2 separate regions of the Mus musculus genome follow, and region 2 is linked to region 1. A link is a loop called in an ENCODE intact Hi-C map of the cell type or tissue named here. Cell type or tissue: heart. All regions are shown on one strand.

Region 1 (8,000 bases):
GCAACTAAGTTGATAATAGACCTTGAGGTAATTTAAAATTGTATATTCTATCTGCTGTTCTACTATGTATTCAACCAGTTTAAGCATAACATGTCTTCAGAAAAACAATGTAACCAACCTTACCATGCCTTAAATTCTCCATGTAATCAACTTTTACAACCAAAGCTACATGTATAACTTTACTTTTAAATAATGTAGTCTTCCATGCTTTGACCCAGAATGGAGGGGGGGTTGGGGTGGGGTAATTGATTATTTGCTGAAAGTAACCAACAGACTTAAATCAACCTTAAAGGCAACAAATATCACATAAGTGTTGAAAGCAGCATGTGGATGTAGGTTGATAGCATCAGTGTGAGGTTTCTAGTGCGGTCCTGGACCAGTAAAGAAACTTCTCTTGTAAACCTCTGTTAAATATTTCTGTTTTTTAAAAAGGGCTCCTCATTCCTTTTTCATAACATGTTTTCTGTGGTGTTCAGTAAATAAAGGTCAAAGGCATTTTTAGGGACCAACAACAGAGTCAAACACAGACAACAAACAAACTAGAGACACACTGCAGACTATGAACAGACAGAAGATTCAGGGAGAAAGAGGGAGATTTCAAATCTAAGTCAGATCTTGCTCTAAAGTACCCCAAGAGGAAGTCTCTGTTCTTACTATCTCATGTAATATCCACACAAATGTTCGGGTACCAGAGGTCTGGTCTTCCTAGTGAGAGGCCAAATCTTGTAAGTTCAGACTCCATTTTAGAGAACCTGACCTAAGTTTGAACTCAGATAAACTGACAGGCCGGTACCTAACATTAATTTCCATGTTGCCCTCCAACAAATTCTGAGCCTAGCTCTAGCCTATAGGCTAATCCCCAACAAGACCAGCATCTCCAGGTTATCCCCCACCCCCAACAAACCTGCACCCCCAGGTTACAAGCCCACCCCTATTGGTGGCCTAACAACCACCAATGCAGAGGGGAGCAGAAATTAAGTTGATGATATGACTCCCCAGCACCAGCTGATTATATTAAAGGCCACAGTAGCTTTGCAAGCAGATCCTTATACACTTACCACACACACACACACACACACACACACACACACACACACACACACTTGCTGCTTATTATAAAGCCTCGCCCTCTAGATATTTGGGGCTTGCTCACCACCAAAACTGTCAGTAACAGTGGTGCATTGGGGGAGCCCGAGCTCAAATAGAATAAACACCTTGCTATGAGTTGCATCAGATTGGCTCTTGTCTGTTTTTTTAGGGGGGAATCTACCAACATTTCCCTGGCACTACACTAGGACTGGAGTTCCAATCAATTGAAAGATATCTGAGGTGGATGTGTCCTGGGAATCAAACTCTGGTCTTCTACAGGAGTAGTGTGTGTCCTAAATACCTGAGCCATCATTCCAGCACCCCAAGGTTGTTATTTAAATATGGACTCTGACTCTCCTGGTAGAGCCCAAGAGCCTCCCTTCCTCCAAGTCTCCACTCTTGTGAGAGACCTCAGTATCCTGGGTGTCCTAAGGCACTGAACTGGAGCGGCACGTGTCCCTTCTGTGTGTATCTGGTGAAAAAATTGCAGATCTTGAGCTTTGTCATTAACGATATTAGGCAAGTTCAAATTGAGGCTTTTTTTTTTAAACTGGCTAATACTCCTCCAAAAAGGTTAAAGGCAGCCAAGTATTGTGTTAGAACATGTTATTCAAGCAATTGGGAACCTTTGGCTCATAAAATTCCAGGCCAGCTCGAGCTACCTAGTAAGACCCTGTAATAACAACAAAACAAAGTGCTAACTGGGCATGGTATCACAAACACGCGATCCAACTAGTTAGGAGGTAGAGGTGGAAGGATCAGAGTTCAAGACCAGGCCCCACAGTGCAACAAATTCAAGAAGAAACTGGCCTACAAGATGAGATGAGACCTGGTCTTTTAAGAAAGCCAAAATGCCAACGCTTAGGGAGGTATCACAGGCCTTCAAACAGGTATTCAGAAGGGAGAAGCAGATGGCTCTCTATGAGTTCAGGGCCAGTGTGATCTTCATAGGTAGTTCCATGCTTACTAGGGCTATAGAGTAAGACACTGTCTGGAAACAAACAACCAAACCACTGAACACTCATACACACACACACACACACACACACACACACACACACCAAAACAACTTACCCACAACTGACACAAACTACTCAACTAAACATAGAAGCCAAACACTGCGCAAAATCCCTAGAACCACTGCATAAAATTCCCAGATATTAGTTGACTAAGGCCCAAGACTAACTTGAACTACATAGTGAGCACCAGGCCAACCTGCCCTTTGGCCTTGGGCAATACTCTGTGTAAAGGCTTTTGTCAAAGTGGGACTCCTTTTTATTGTTTGTGTTTTTTAGATTTATTTATTCTATGTATGTGAGTACACTGTCGTTCTCTTCCGACACACCAGAAGAGGACATCGGATCCCATTTCAGATGGTTGTGAGCCACCATGTGGTTGCTGGGAATTGAACTCCAGGATCTCTGGAAGAGCAGTCAGTGCTCTTACCCACTGAGCCATCTCTCCAGCCCCAAAGTGGGCCTCCTCAGCAGTGCCCTCTACTCTTTCTGCTTATCACAAGGCACCTACGGTCCTGGAAGCTTGCCTAGCCTATTCCTGGGTTTGACGGAATGTCTAGCATACGTGGAGAGCAAACAGCATAATGAATTTACATTTACATAAGACATGAATTATATCATGTCTTAGATCCTTTTCCTGTGATAACATACTGAGAAGGCAGCTAAAGGAAAAAGGAAAAAAAAAAGGTGTTTATTCTGGTTCAAGGATACCATCCATGCTGATGGGAAAATCAAAACATCACCTAGTTACGTCCTACTCGCAGTCAGAAGGCAGAGAGCCACCCAGTATGCGTTCTCCACCTTACAGTCTCTCCTGCTTAGGGGGTGATTCTACCCACAAAGCTGAGTTATGCCATGTCAGTTAACATAATCAAGATAGCCCCTTACAGACACCCTCAGAGGCTAACACTATTTACAGGACCCTTCACAGGTGTACCTGGAGGTTTGTCTCCTAAGGAATTCTCTCAATTGGCAGGGCTAACCGTCACAACTACCCAGTAATAGCATCCGGGAAGTTTAGAAACTGCCAATGCTTGGGTTCCCTTTTAGACAAATTAAACTAGAATTTGTGAATGGGACTTGAGCATCATTTCTTTTCATAAATCCCTCAAGGATTTCAAGGTGTGGCCACATTTTCTATTACTCATCCGATTTTTCCAAGTCTTGTTGCATGATATTTGATCACCCTGTGAACCCTGAGATTGTGCTATTTACAGAAAAAAGAAGAAGAAGAAGAAGAAGAAGAAGAAGAAGAAGAAGAAGAAGAAGAAGAAGAAGAAGAAGAAGAAGAAGAAAAAAGACCTGTTTTTAGTTGTGGCATGGCTCAGACTTTAGCATACACGAACCATAGAATGAGAAGGAGCCAGAAGATTAGAGCTGATTGCCAGAGTTACTTTGAGCCCAAGCAGAGCAAAACGGCAGAGGCCAAGAGAGAAGTCAGTTTGAATCAGACATCTTGAAGAAGAGTTTGAGCCAGAACAGCTGAGTTGAACCAGTCAGCCAGCGCTCAGAAAGAGCTAGAAAGAGTGAGCTCTTTCAGCAGTAAAGCAAGCTGTAATCCCAGCAGTAAGAAGGCAGAGGCAGGCAGAGCTCTGCGAGACCTGCTTGGTCTTCGTAGCAAGTTCCAGGCCAGCCAGGAGTACACAGTGATATACTGTCAGAGAGGAGACTAGGAGAAGCAGGGCAAGCAAAGTGGAGAGATGGAAATGTCCATAGCTTCTTGGATGAGAGATAAAGATGAAGAGAGCCATATCTTCTGAGTAGAGGCTGACAAATAAGCACACGGAAGACAGGCGGCCCCACAAGGAGGAAAAAAAAAAAATCAGAGAAAGAGCAAGAAATCCCAGAATATCAGGGAAAGCATGCCCAGTGTCCTTCTAGCATCTGAATAAAAGAGGAGTTAAAAATAACAAAAGGGGGCTCAACAAAACAACAACAAAAAGGAGTAACAGGAGGTCCCTAAAGGAGAAAGAATACTTCAGGCTGCTGCAGGTGGCAGTGTGGGTTGTGTCTCTAGCCTGCTTCCCTGCTGCTGCTGCTGCTGCTGCTGCTGCTGCTGCTGCTGCTGCTGCTGCTGCTGCTGCTGCTGCTGCTGCTGGCCTCCTCAGGCCAGTGCTGCTTTGGACAGAGCCTGGCAGAAATGTTGCAATGCAGAAGAAAGAGTCGCGGGTAAGGAGTGGGAGGCCTGTTTACCAAAACCTCTAACCTTGATATGTCATCCAGGGTCAGAGTCAGACAACTTAGGTCAACCACGGGGGTAGAGTAGGAAAGTAGCAACTTGGCAGGCAACCTCACCTCTAGCAGTGTTACTCACGGAAGGACATGTTTCTCCTCCTCCGGGCTGCTTCTTGCTGGCAAGCCTGAATAACCACCTAGGGCCAGATGGACAGAGTTCACTTGCTGCTGGGCAGTCTGTATTCCTGACCCCAGAGAACTCGACTCCAGCTCTGACCCTCCTACTGGAAGGAGAGGTTTAATTGGGGATGGTTCAAAGCACTGAGGGGGGAATGAGGAGGGAGTGGAGCCCTGTGATTTTGTGCTGAACGGGCTAACTCAGGAAACAGCTAGAAAAACCACATGATTGGACCAGCAGAGGGCACCAACACAGAGCATATTCACACAAAGTTTGTACTAAGGTGGGATTTGTACAGCTTGGGTGGGGGCCCGCCCTGTGTAGGCTGTTGATCATGCTGGCAAGGGCAGGACTGAGAGCAAGTTTGGCCAAAATTTTTCTAGGTCCCTGGGGGATGGTGTTGCCTTAACATAAGAATAGAGACAGGAGCCGGGTGTGGGCGCACACCTTTAATCCCAGCACTGGGGAGGCAGAGGCAGGCTGATTTCTGAGTTCGAGGCCAGCCTGGTCTACAAAGTGAGTTCCAGGACAGCCAGGACTATACAGAGAAACCCTGTCTTGAAAAACCAAAAAAAAGAAAAAAAAAAAAAGAATAGAGACAGGACTGTCCCACACTCATCAGGCTGAGTAGCCCTTATACATCACGTCACTTGAGACAATGAATTAATGAAGTAATGCTTTCAGAGGGACAATCTCATTTACACGGAGGAACAGGGGTAAGCAAGTCGGGATCCCCAGAGGACCCAGCTCCCTGGACCTGGCATCTGCACACTAGTCCATGGAAACCCTGATGAGCAGTGTCACCCCCAGCCAGCTCAAGTCACCCAAGATTAGTCAGTCCACTTAGGTCATAAGGACTCTGCTTGGGACTCCTAGGTCTCTCCTGCCATCCTGGCTGCCCCATGCTCCCACCTCAATACTGCATCAGTAGGCTCCTGTCACAGAGTCTTCTTGTCCACTCACCCAGAAATCTTAGGTGTGAGCTTGGATATCCAGGGCACTGGTGGACTATCAAAAAGATGTGTCTTGTTGTAGGGCGGGCCTTCTTCAGGGAGGCCATAGCCAGGAGCTGAGCAGCTGACCTAAGAGTTGTGTAGCCAGGGATGCAGCATTGATCTCTCTTGAGAGCTTCTGGGTATTGTGACCTTGAGATTCTCTAAGATAGATACTGAGTTCTCAAATACCTGTAATGTGCCTACTGACAGCCAAATCCTGGTCACCACTGCTCAGTAAACCCAGGCAATGACCCAGCCACCTTCACTGACCACACCGTGTCTCCCATAGGTAGACCCATCCTGAACAGACCTTGCCTGATCCCACCAGCACCCATACCCCACTCTGACCAAGTTCCTTTTCACAGTCACTGGGAAAATGCCACCACATCGTGTAGGTGCTGAGCAAGAGCAGAGAGGGGCAGCTGAGATGCTCCAGCACCTCTTAGAAAGACAGGAGTTGGGGCTGGCTCAGAGGGTAAGAGCACCTTCTGCTCTTCCAGAGGTCCTGAGTTCAATTCCCAGCAACTACATGGTGGTTCACCCTCATGAAATACCTTCTTCTGGTGTGTCTGAAGACAGCTACCATGCACTCATATAAATAAAATAAATCTTAACTGAAGATTTTGACTTTTGAGAGAGAGGAAGAGAGACAGAGACAGAGACAGAAACAGAGACAGAGCGCACTGACTGCTCTTCCAGAGATCTTGAGTTCAATTTCCAGCAGACACATGGTAGTTCACAACCACCTGTAATGGGATCTGATGCCCTCTTCTGGTGTGTCTGAAGACAACAACAGTGTACTCATACAAAATAGATAAATAAATCTAAAAAAAGAAGGAAGGAAGGAAGGAAGACAGACAGGCGGACAGACAGAAGTTTATAGCTAGGACTGTGATACATCAAGAAAACATTTGGGATGTTCTAACTGACCCTGGCCACATACATCTACAAGGTTATATCTTTTTGCCAGTCTCATGAATGAGAATATATATATATATATATATATATATATATATATATATATATATATAGTGTGTGTGTGTGTGTGTGTGTGTGTGTGTGTGTGTGAAAGTACCTTTTATTCACCTGATATAATTGACTCAGAGGCTTACTGAGTCTGCCTAACCTAGTCCTAATCGTGGAAGCGTCTAGCCTCCGTAAACCTTATCTAGTCCTAGAGTGTTTTCAGTCTCTGAGACTTGCGGCTGAACATGCTCACCACTTCCTACTTCTTTCTGATCTCTGACTGGCTGATTTAACTCAGCCATTCTGCCTCAGACTCCTCTCCACGCTGACTGAGTCTATCTGACTTTTTTCTTGCCTTCTCCTGAATTGATCTGCTTGGCCTCACACTGACTTTGGCAGTATGTTCTAATCTTCTAGCTCCTTCCCATTCTCTGGCTCATCCCATCTTCACCTGTGTCTAGCTTGTTCTCTCTCTGCAACATGTTTCTGTACAACTGTCTGGTAAAACTGCCTCCCTTCTCTCTCTGCACTGCTCTCTCTTAAGTAGCCTTTCTTTTCACTCTGCTCTCGTGACAGGCATATCCTATTGTCTAAGCTCTCTCTAATTCATCACTTTTCTGCTTTTTAATTAGACATCACTTTCAAACACGGGTGCTTCCTTCTACAAACTAACTTTACTTTCATTATTTGGGATTAAAGGTGTGTGCTAAGAGTGTGTCTGTATTGCAGCCAGAGGGATTAAAGGTGTGTGCTAAGAGCCTGTCTGTATTCCAGTCAGAGTAGCCATGTTGTTGGATTAAAATCCTTGTACAATACCAAAAGAAAAACTACCTGTAGGCTATAGGGATACCCACCCAGAACTCATTTGAACATAGCCTGTCTCTGTTCCAATGCTCAGGAAAGCTCAGGCCCCTACCTGCTGTGGCCCCCGTAGCTGGTAAGAATCTTCTGGAGGCAGAAAGGAAGGAAGCACCAGCTCTCCTGGGCCTCCTTCATGGCCAAGTGTCAGATACAACCAAGATACTAGCTGACTCCTTCCAGTGTCTCAAGAATGAATGTGTTCCATTGGTTTGACTCTAAGTTTAGAGCTCATTTTAAAGAGAAGTTTAGAATTACAGAATTTAGTGGACAGAACAAGGCAGATCCCACTTGTCTGTCTCCCCCACCTTTTCCCCATTGTTCCAGTGAATTCACAGAAAAAAGCCACACCTTTGATAAATATTCGAAATGCTATTTAGCTGACTAAAGTGTCTTGAGTTTTGGAGATTTGGAGTGTTGTAGCTCTGGAGTCAAATTATCCTGGGCTATCTTTTTTTTTAAAAAAAAAACATTGTTTTCTTTTACTTTTAAGATTTTATTTATTTATTATATGTAAGTACACTGCAGCTGTCTTCAGACACACCAGAAGAGGGAGGGCATCAGATCTCCTTACAGAAGGTTGTGAGCCACCATGTGGTTGCTGGGACTTGAACTCAGGACCTTCAGAAGAGCAGTCGGGTGTTCTTACCCGCTGAGCCATCTTACCAGTCCCTGGGCTATCTTTAATATGCTTAATACTTAGTTACTCACCACCTCTGTGTC
Region 2 (8,000 bases), 50 kb after region 1:
CAGTAGGGTGTTCAGGGATGGTACGGGCCACTCACCAGTGGTGGCAGAGACAAACTGATGGCTTCCAGAAAGTCAGCCTTGTAGTCTTTAGGAGATTTGTGAAGGGCCTAGGCTGAGGATTAACTTAGCTTTTGATGGTGGTGACTCAGGGTAGCCATGGGGTACTGAGGTGGCCTTGGGGAATTCCTTAGGAAAGACGGCCTTGAGCCTGGCAGGTGGAGTATTATGTGCAAGTGTGTGCATGCCACAGTGGCTGAGGCAACTCTATCAGAGCAGGGCTACCATGGATTCTAGTATGAAGAGGTTTCCCTTAGGAAGCAGCTAGCAACGAGTAGCATTGTGTGAGCTGCTGGGCTGTGTGTTCTTAGCATGCATTATACATATATATATAAAATCTTGTTTGTTTGTGTGGGTGTGGTACTGTGAAGTTGCCTGCTGTTCCTAGTACACCACAGGTGTTATAGGCATAGCCTAAGAGCTGCTTTGGGTGTTGGACTCTGGCTGAGGAGAAGCAGACGTAGGCAGCACTGATTGGATTTTTGCTGTGCACCCCAGAAAACATCTCAGACCTAAGCATTCACCTTCAAAACCATTTGGGAGCTGTCTCACTCTGCTGCCTGCCCGGCAATGAATTGGGGAGAGAAAGGTCAAGGAGTAAAGATGTATGGCCGCCACCTTAGCAGACAAGGTCTGACCTGGGAGTGTCATGGCAGGCCCATGCTCCAGTGTTGAGGGGCAGAGACATTGGGCCAGGCCTGCTGCCTTCTGGTGCTTGAGACAATGGCTCCCTCTTGCTAGCTGTACAGTTGGGTACAGCGTGGGGTCAGACACCCAGCAGTATAGCGGAGAGTGCAGCTGGCTAGACAGCCTGTAGTTCCTGTTGCTCTTCAGACATTAAGCCCTGCCTTTGCAAGCCTAGAGGGCAAAGTTTGGTGTACAGTGTTAAGTATTAACCACTGTTCCCAAGCTCCCGGCCCTGGCCAAGTGGCTGGGTGGAGTTTTCTGTCATTTGGAGTGATAGCTACACAGGAGGCAGCCACTGGAGTGTATGAATCCTGCTGGACTGGACTTCAGAGGGAAGACTCCTCTATGTAGAGGCAAGGAAGCCCTGTGTAGACAGAAGTGGATGACACTCAGGAGTAGTTAGTCAGTCTTGACTGTGGTGGCTTGAGGTGCCAGGTCCAAATGGGTGCTGACTTTGAGTCCCCACTACGGATCAGTCATAAAGTTTATTACCTTCCTATTATGCAAAGGAGAGAAACTGCCCTTTAGGGTAGGATCTGGGCTGTGCAGATAAGCCTTCCATTTCTGTTCAATGGCAGGCCCATCTTGGTGATGAGACTTTCAGCTGTCTGTTCATGTGTATGTCCATGGTAGCCAGGCCACAAGCAAGTATAGGTTTGGGGCTTCTGAGTGTGTAATTGTGTTGTCCCTGGATCTGAGTTGCTTAGTAAGCATGTCAGATGTCCCCTTTGGCTGCAGGCGTCTATAGAATCAAGTCTCTCTTAAGTAAGGGCCTGCGCTGCTGGTGCTGGTGTCTTAGGGTCTAGGATACCTATAGGTGAGAGGCAAGACTGGCGCCACCAGCCAGTTGCTGGGGTACCTAGGCTGTTTCCTCCTTGGGTAGGCTTGTTTTAAGAAAACCATTGGGTTAGGTGTAGAGGTGGGCTGGTGTATTGGGATATGAGCTGGCAGTGCCACTTCTTGATCTGATATTCTCAGATCCACTCATGTGTTTTATCACAGCCCCATGAGGGAAGGATCTGAGGAATTCTAGGGAAGAAAAGGGTAGCAGTCCAGATCTGTGTTTTCATAGTTAGACATGTTTTCACTTCCTTGCTAGTTCAATGCAGGGGCTTGGGTGTCATCATCTCTGGCCTTCTGGTGGCCTGAGCTCCTGTCTTTGATGTTTGCTTACGTTAGAGTGACCCATTTCTGAAGATGGCAAATGACTTTTGAGCATTTCTCAGTGCCTCAGTTTTTCTCACCAGGGCCTCATCTCTTACAAAGGCAGCCGTGACCTTTCATCTTTAGGCCCATCCTTCTGTGGGTCTCTGGCGCCAGCAGGCTGGGCCTGGCTTTCTCAGAGGCTCAGGAAACATCTGATGGCCACTGGGGAGGACTGAGTGCTCTGGAGGCCAGAGGAGGGAGTGCCAGTGGCTCTTGGGTTTCCCTTTTCATTTAATGGAGGGACTTGACCACAGCCCAGACAAGTATGTAACTGAAGCTGCCCCTGGGAGGATCTGATTGGTGTCCTGTGGGGCTGATGTAGGGGGTGCACAGGCTCTATCCTCCTGCTTTTTTTTTTTTTGAGACAGGGCTTCTCTGTATAGCCCTGGCTGTCTTGGAACTCACGCTGTAGACCAGGCTGGCCTCGAACTCAGAAATTCACCTGCCTCTGCCTCCCAAGTGCTGGGATCAAAGGTGTGTGCCACCATGCCTGGCCTTCCTCTGCTTTGTTGTGGACCTCTATCATCTGGGCGTTTGGGGAACAGCATGCCCTTTCTCAGCTCCGATGATGCTCTGCTCTCTGGAGAAGAGAGACAGGATCATGGCTAGCACCAGCGTGTGACATGGGATGGGAGACTGAGGTCACTGAGACTGTCTTCCTGAAGGGTATACCTTTTTAGATTAAAAGTCCCAGACTGCTTAGGTAGCTTCTACGGCTGTCATCCCATAGATGACTAATGTCCTGAGGTTTGCCCCCCACAATGGAACAGTCTGGAGCTCTAATTTCTTTTGGCCTTGTGCGGGGAGTATGTTGCCATGTAGATGAACAGTGGGCATGTTTCTATGTACACGTGTGCATGGTATGCACACATAGGTGCAGTGTACATATAATTATGGTATATACTAATGAATGGGTGAAAACATGTATATGTGTGAGTGTGCATGAGTAAACATGTGTAAGCATATGCCATATGTATGCATGTAGAATAATGTTGTGTGTACTGTGTCCGAAATCGTGTAATTGTAGTGTGTCAGCTTGTCTGAATTAGCTGCTTCTTTGCATAGAATCTCTTGGATGTCAGGTGGTAAGGCTCCACTCTGCTTCTCTGGGTTTTAGCTGGTTTGAACATAGATTTAAAAGCCTATTGGAGGAGATGCCTACCCAGACTGCTTTGTAAGAGGACATAAGGAATACCAGTGACCTTTATGGTCACGTCTTGGGGACAGTCCTACTAATCCTAGGGTAGGAGGTAGAACAGGCTTGCCACATCGTTTGGGAAGCCTTGCTTTACTACTCTCTGGGCCCCCCAGACCTTTTTACTACTGTTCCTCTGAGAATCTTTGCCTTTCAAGCTATGTGAGACATGGTGCTACTGAGTTAGGCTAGGGAGAGCAGGAGAGTGGACAACTAGTTGTGCATTTAGGTACTAACCAAGGTTTGCAGGGTTTCCTGCCCTCCTAGGCATTAACTTTGCTCACACACCTGGCTTGACAGTTTCTGCTTAAACCCAGACCTGTTCCCATGGAGCCTTGTGGAGAGAAGTGGGGCTGCCTGCCACTCTGGTGCAGATATTCTCCTGCCTGTGCATTAGAGCCCCACCTGCAGCCCAGCAGCAGTGCAGCCTTGAAGCAAAGTGTATTGCTTTGCAGGAAGAAGGTGGGGTTGGGCCTGAGTGCAGAGGAAACACTCTAAGCCACTAACTTCAAAAGTTCCCACACTGAATCAGAGTGACAGAGAGGCCAAGTCGGGCCTGAAAGTCTTGAGCAGGACTTGGAACAGGTGGGAAAGGACTGGGCCTGTTCCCTGAAGGACAGAGTGGCTCTCGACTGGACCTCTCTGTCCTGGAAACCTGAGATGGGAGGCAGGGGTTAGAGGAATGTGCATGGAAAATGCTATAAGAAGTAAGTGGCCCTCTTACTTCTGTGGGTGGTTCTTGGTTCTCAATATTTCCTTTGTTTTCTCTTCAGAACGCGTTGTTCATTCAGCCAGCAGTTTGCTGTTGAAAGTGGAAAGCTGTCAGCCTGGGGTCTTGTCAGTCAGCCTGTGGCTCTCTCTCATTAACCATGCTCTATCGTCTGTCCCCCTGGCCTGGATTTTCCAGGTTGCTGGATTTTCAGGATGCGTGAAAGTTCTAAGAATCTGGAGGGCAGTCAAGAGCCGGTGGGCATTCTTTTGAGTTTTCAGGGCCCTGAACTCTGAAACTCATTCTAGCACAAAACCATTTCACAATGCAGCCACCAGGGTAGTTTTATGGTGGTGGTCTTGTCTCGGTGCAGGCCGTCCTCAGGAAGCCAAAGAGCACCTTAATGTTACCAGGTGGGACTTCATTTTGTTGTGGGTGCTTAGTAGCCAGGCCTATGAGCTAAACAGGTTGCCTACCTCCTCCCCCAGGCCTCTGTACACAAACTCAGCTCCTCTGTGACCCATGCCCCATCTCCAGTGTTGCTAAGCTGGGTAGACTTTCCGCCTACACTTGATGGCAGGAAAGGGAGGAGGCTGCTGGCCTTTGCAGCCAGCTCTATTGGCCAGCCTCCTCAACCTATCAGGGAATATGGCTCTGAGTCCCCGGGGTTGCTTTCTATCCCTCCCTTGAGCCATCGAGGGATTAGTAGTAATGTCCTGGAGTGGAGCCCTGCCTGCCTCAGGAAGAACAAGGGTGGGAGAAGGCTATGCCTGGGTCATGCTGTTAAGGCCTGGCTGCCTGTGAATGGGTCTGGGGGCCTGCCAGGTTGTGCCTGGTTTCTCCCTACTAAGACACCACTCTGCAGGGAGCAGGCTGGGAGTGGGGAATCAACTTGCTGCCCTGGAGCAGATCCTGGGCTGAGGGCCAGCGGTGGTTCTGGCACTGCTTGGCTATGCCTATGAAGCTTGGCTGGATTTCACAAATACCTGATGCTTATCTAGTGGAGAGGTTGTCTCCTCCCATGCCCAGGACCCTGGCCACCTCTGACCTATGTGCACACCTCTCTTACATAGTCAGAATCTCTGAAGGGACTGGGTTCCTAAAGCTTGAAGCCTTTAGTTCCTCCTTCAGTGGGACTGGAGAGACTGCAGCTACAGGAGGAAACTGCATTTTGTAACATGCTTGCTGAAAAGGAATACCGCATTTGCATGCTTTAGAGGAATCCATTAAGACATATTTGAGGGGATTGGAGAGATGGCTCAGCAGGTAAGAACACTGACTGTTCTTTCAGAGGTCCTGAGTTCAATTCCCAATAACCACATATGTGAGGGGTCTCTAAGTAGAAGGTGGGTAGGTGCTGGTTGGTCTTTGTTAAAAGTCAGCAAATTTGCATTTCCACAGGTGAGTTGCATCCAAACACAACCTTGTTTGTCACATGCAGGTCACAACCAACCACAGCATTGTGACTTTCTGGGACATTATGCTTACTATTATCTGTGGTTATCCATACACTTTAAAATGCATCAGGCTTCAGTTGGACATCTATGAAGCAGGGAGAGCCTATATCTAGTGGGCATCTGTGAACAACTGTCCCCAGGCTAACCTAGGGCTGTCCCCATGTAAGATGACAAAGTGAAAAGCCAAGGTGTTTCTCCAGGTTGAAACGCATCCTGTAGCCTTCATGACAGAGGTCAGGGTTGGCCCAGGTCCCTTGCAGCTTATAACATGCCTTCCCAAGCATCTGATGCACTTGTAAGGAAACTCCATGGATCTCTGTGGGCCCAGGGCCCTGGTGAGTTTTCATAGGAGGCCTTGCAGTGGGCTTTTCCCCTGTGAAGAACTGCAGCCTATGAGGAAACACGGGCTTGTGGGCAGTGTTTACAGAACTGCCAGCCCTTGTATGGTGGTAACAGTGGCTAATCCCCTTTACGTCATAGACAGGATGCCCAGACAACACCCTGACCATCTAGGTCGGTAACAGGGTGTTACAGCAGATGGGTCTTAAGTGGGGGTTCCAAGGGTGGTAGGTTGTTGGGGTGGCTGATCAGGATCTGGGCCTCCCTGGTGCCAGGTAGGAATGATACAGTCCGCCTGACCTTATGGCAGTATTGTGGAGCTGTGCTGCGGCTAGTCCGCACTAAAGAGTTATGATGCTTACTCTCTCTGCGACTACTGCCATATTCCCCGGAGGGTCTCTGTCCACTGATGCCTAGGTTCTGAGGGGTTTCCTTGTTTGCCCTGCATGTTCTACTTACATGTATGTCTATGTACCATGAGTGTCTTGTGCCAAAAAGAAGCCACCTAGAACTGGTGTTGCAGTTGGTTGTGACTCACCTTGTGGGTTTTGGGAATTGAATACTGGTCCTTTGAAAGAGCAGTCTTAGTGTCTTTGTCCTGTCCCAGGAGTCCTCAGGATATCTAGTTGTCCTTGTAAGAGTTTCTTACACTTACTCATTTCTGGTAACCTGACATCATGGGAGTAAGGTTAGGTCCTGGAGAGTTCTGTGGGGATCATTTCACTTCCCGCCTGGGTCTGGGTCTGGGTCTGGGAGGAAGGGTTTAGGGGATGAGTGCCTGCCCTTTATTTAGTATAACATTGGGTCTTTCACTGTCCCAGGATTCAGCCCTGTTAACCTGATCACTGGGGACAGTTGTCTGAGGCCCCTCTACTCAATCTCCTCTCTAGGTCTCTCCCTTATCGAGTTGGCTGCTCTATCTCCTTCACTGAATTGTCCACAGTCAGACCCTTTAGCCTTTGGGTCTGACATTTAGCCCTTTAATTTCTCTTTCGACAAATGACACAAGGCGTGGTCAGCTGATATACCACCCTCTCTGGTTTCTGTTCAGGCTGGCTGCCCTTGGAACAATCCTTTGCTGCTGAGGTATCAGCTGGCAGCTAGTAGGTATAACACAGGGAGTAGGCCCTGGCTGCCAAATGGGGCAGTGAAGGATTACGGAGTCACTGGCTGCTAGAGATGCCTGAGACCTTTATATATGCATCTCAAAGGCAGATGTCAGAAGATAGCTGCATGTGGCACAAGATAGGCATGGTACCTTCAGTTGTATCTTTCTAGGAGTCTGTATGGCTTCCCTTGGATTTGAGGTTCTTTGATGTTTCTGTAGTTGATTGTTTTATAGTTTTATACATGATGTTACCAATGCAGGCACCAGCTCTGCTGGAAGGTTTGCTAGAAGTGCTTGCCTTCATGAGGAATCTCCATGGTTTGTGGCCCCCTCTAATCTAAAGGAGAATTCCCTCAGTACTTTAGCTCCTCTCTTCTGTATCCCAAGACCTGTGGGTCTGTGGGCTCAGAGGCTCTGGGGTTTGTAGCAGATACATGACAGCTCAGCCAAGCAGTCTTTGTCTTTCTGTTGTTTCCATGAGTGAGGCTTGCAGGGAGGAGAGGGTACATTCATAAGTCATTTGTTCTATTCTAGATTTTATGGCTGAAGATCCTTACCTGTCATTTGTTATTGTTGTTTTATTTTTGTGTTTCTGAGACAGGGTTTCTCTATATAGTTCTAGCTGTCCTGGGACTCAACACGTAGACCAGGCCGGCTTCAATCTCACAAAAATCAACCTGCTCCTGAGTGCTGTGATGGATTAAAGGCGTGGGTCCCAGCCATCAGACTCTGCCACATTTCTTAATGACAAAATCAGCCAGGAAAGATACACTGTGAAGCAGAAAAGATACACTGTGAGGCAGGAAAGATAAACACTGTGAGGCAGGAAAGATACACTGTGAGGCAGGAAAGATAAACACTGTGAGGCAGGGAAGATACTTTGTGAGGCAGGGAAGATACACTGTGAGGCAGGGAAGATACACTGTGAGGCAGGGAAGATACACTGTGAGGCAGGGAAGATACACTGCGAGGCAGGGAAGATACACTGTGAGGCAGGGAAGATACACTGCGAGGCAGGGAAGATACACTGCGAGGCAGGGAAGATATACTGTGAGGCAGGGAAGATACACTGTGAGGCAGGAAAGATACACTGTGAGGCAGGAAAGATACACTGTGAGGCAGGAGAGTGGGGAGAGCTGAATGACTTAGTCACATCTCTAGTCCATCACCAACTCTTACAGAACCCAGGTGTCTCCAAGTAGTGTTCTCTGTTTCCCCATCCTGCATTTATAGGGAGCACTT

The links. Peaks named below come from ENCODE experiments on the same cell type or tissue, not always from the same donor. Only the 100,000 strongest peaks of a DNase experiment are listed, where the experiment ranks them.
Region 2: it touches region 1 in a loop (4-fold over the local background); 15 of 42 quality-filtered maps call a loop at or near these places.

Annotation. Positions count from the first base shown.
Region 1 is chr13:73,718,829-73,726,828 of GRCm38, forward strand. No RefSeq gene overlaps it. Among named protein-coding and RNA genes, the nearest start is that of Slc6a19, 22 kb to the left of the region's middle. In heart, a CTCF peak has its summit at 4,693 (motif pointing right); a DNase peak (open chromatin) is centred at 4,593; H3K27me3 peaks cover 864 bases.
Region 2 is chr13:73,769,238-73,777,237 of GRCm38, forward strand. The region is part of intron 1 of Slc12a7 (solute carrier family 12, member 7); the gene reads left to right. Among named protein-coding and RNA genes, the nearest start is that of Slc12a7, 9.5 kb to the left of the region's middle. In heart, CTCF peaks have their summits at 2,133, 3,541 and 6,784; DNase peaks (open chromatin) are centred at 2,114, 4,474 and 6,724; H3K27ac peaks cover 1,238 bases.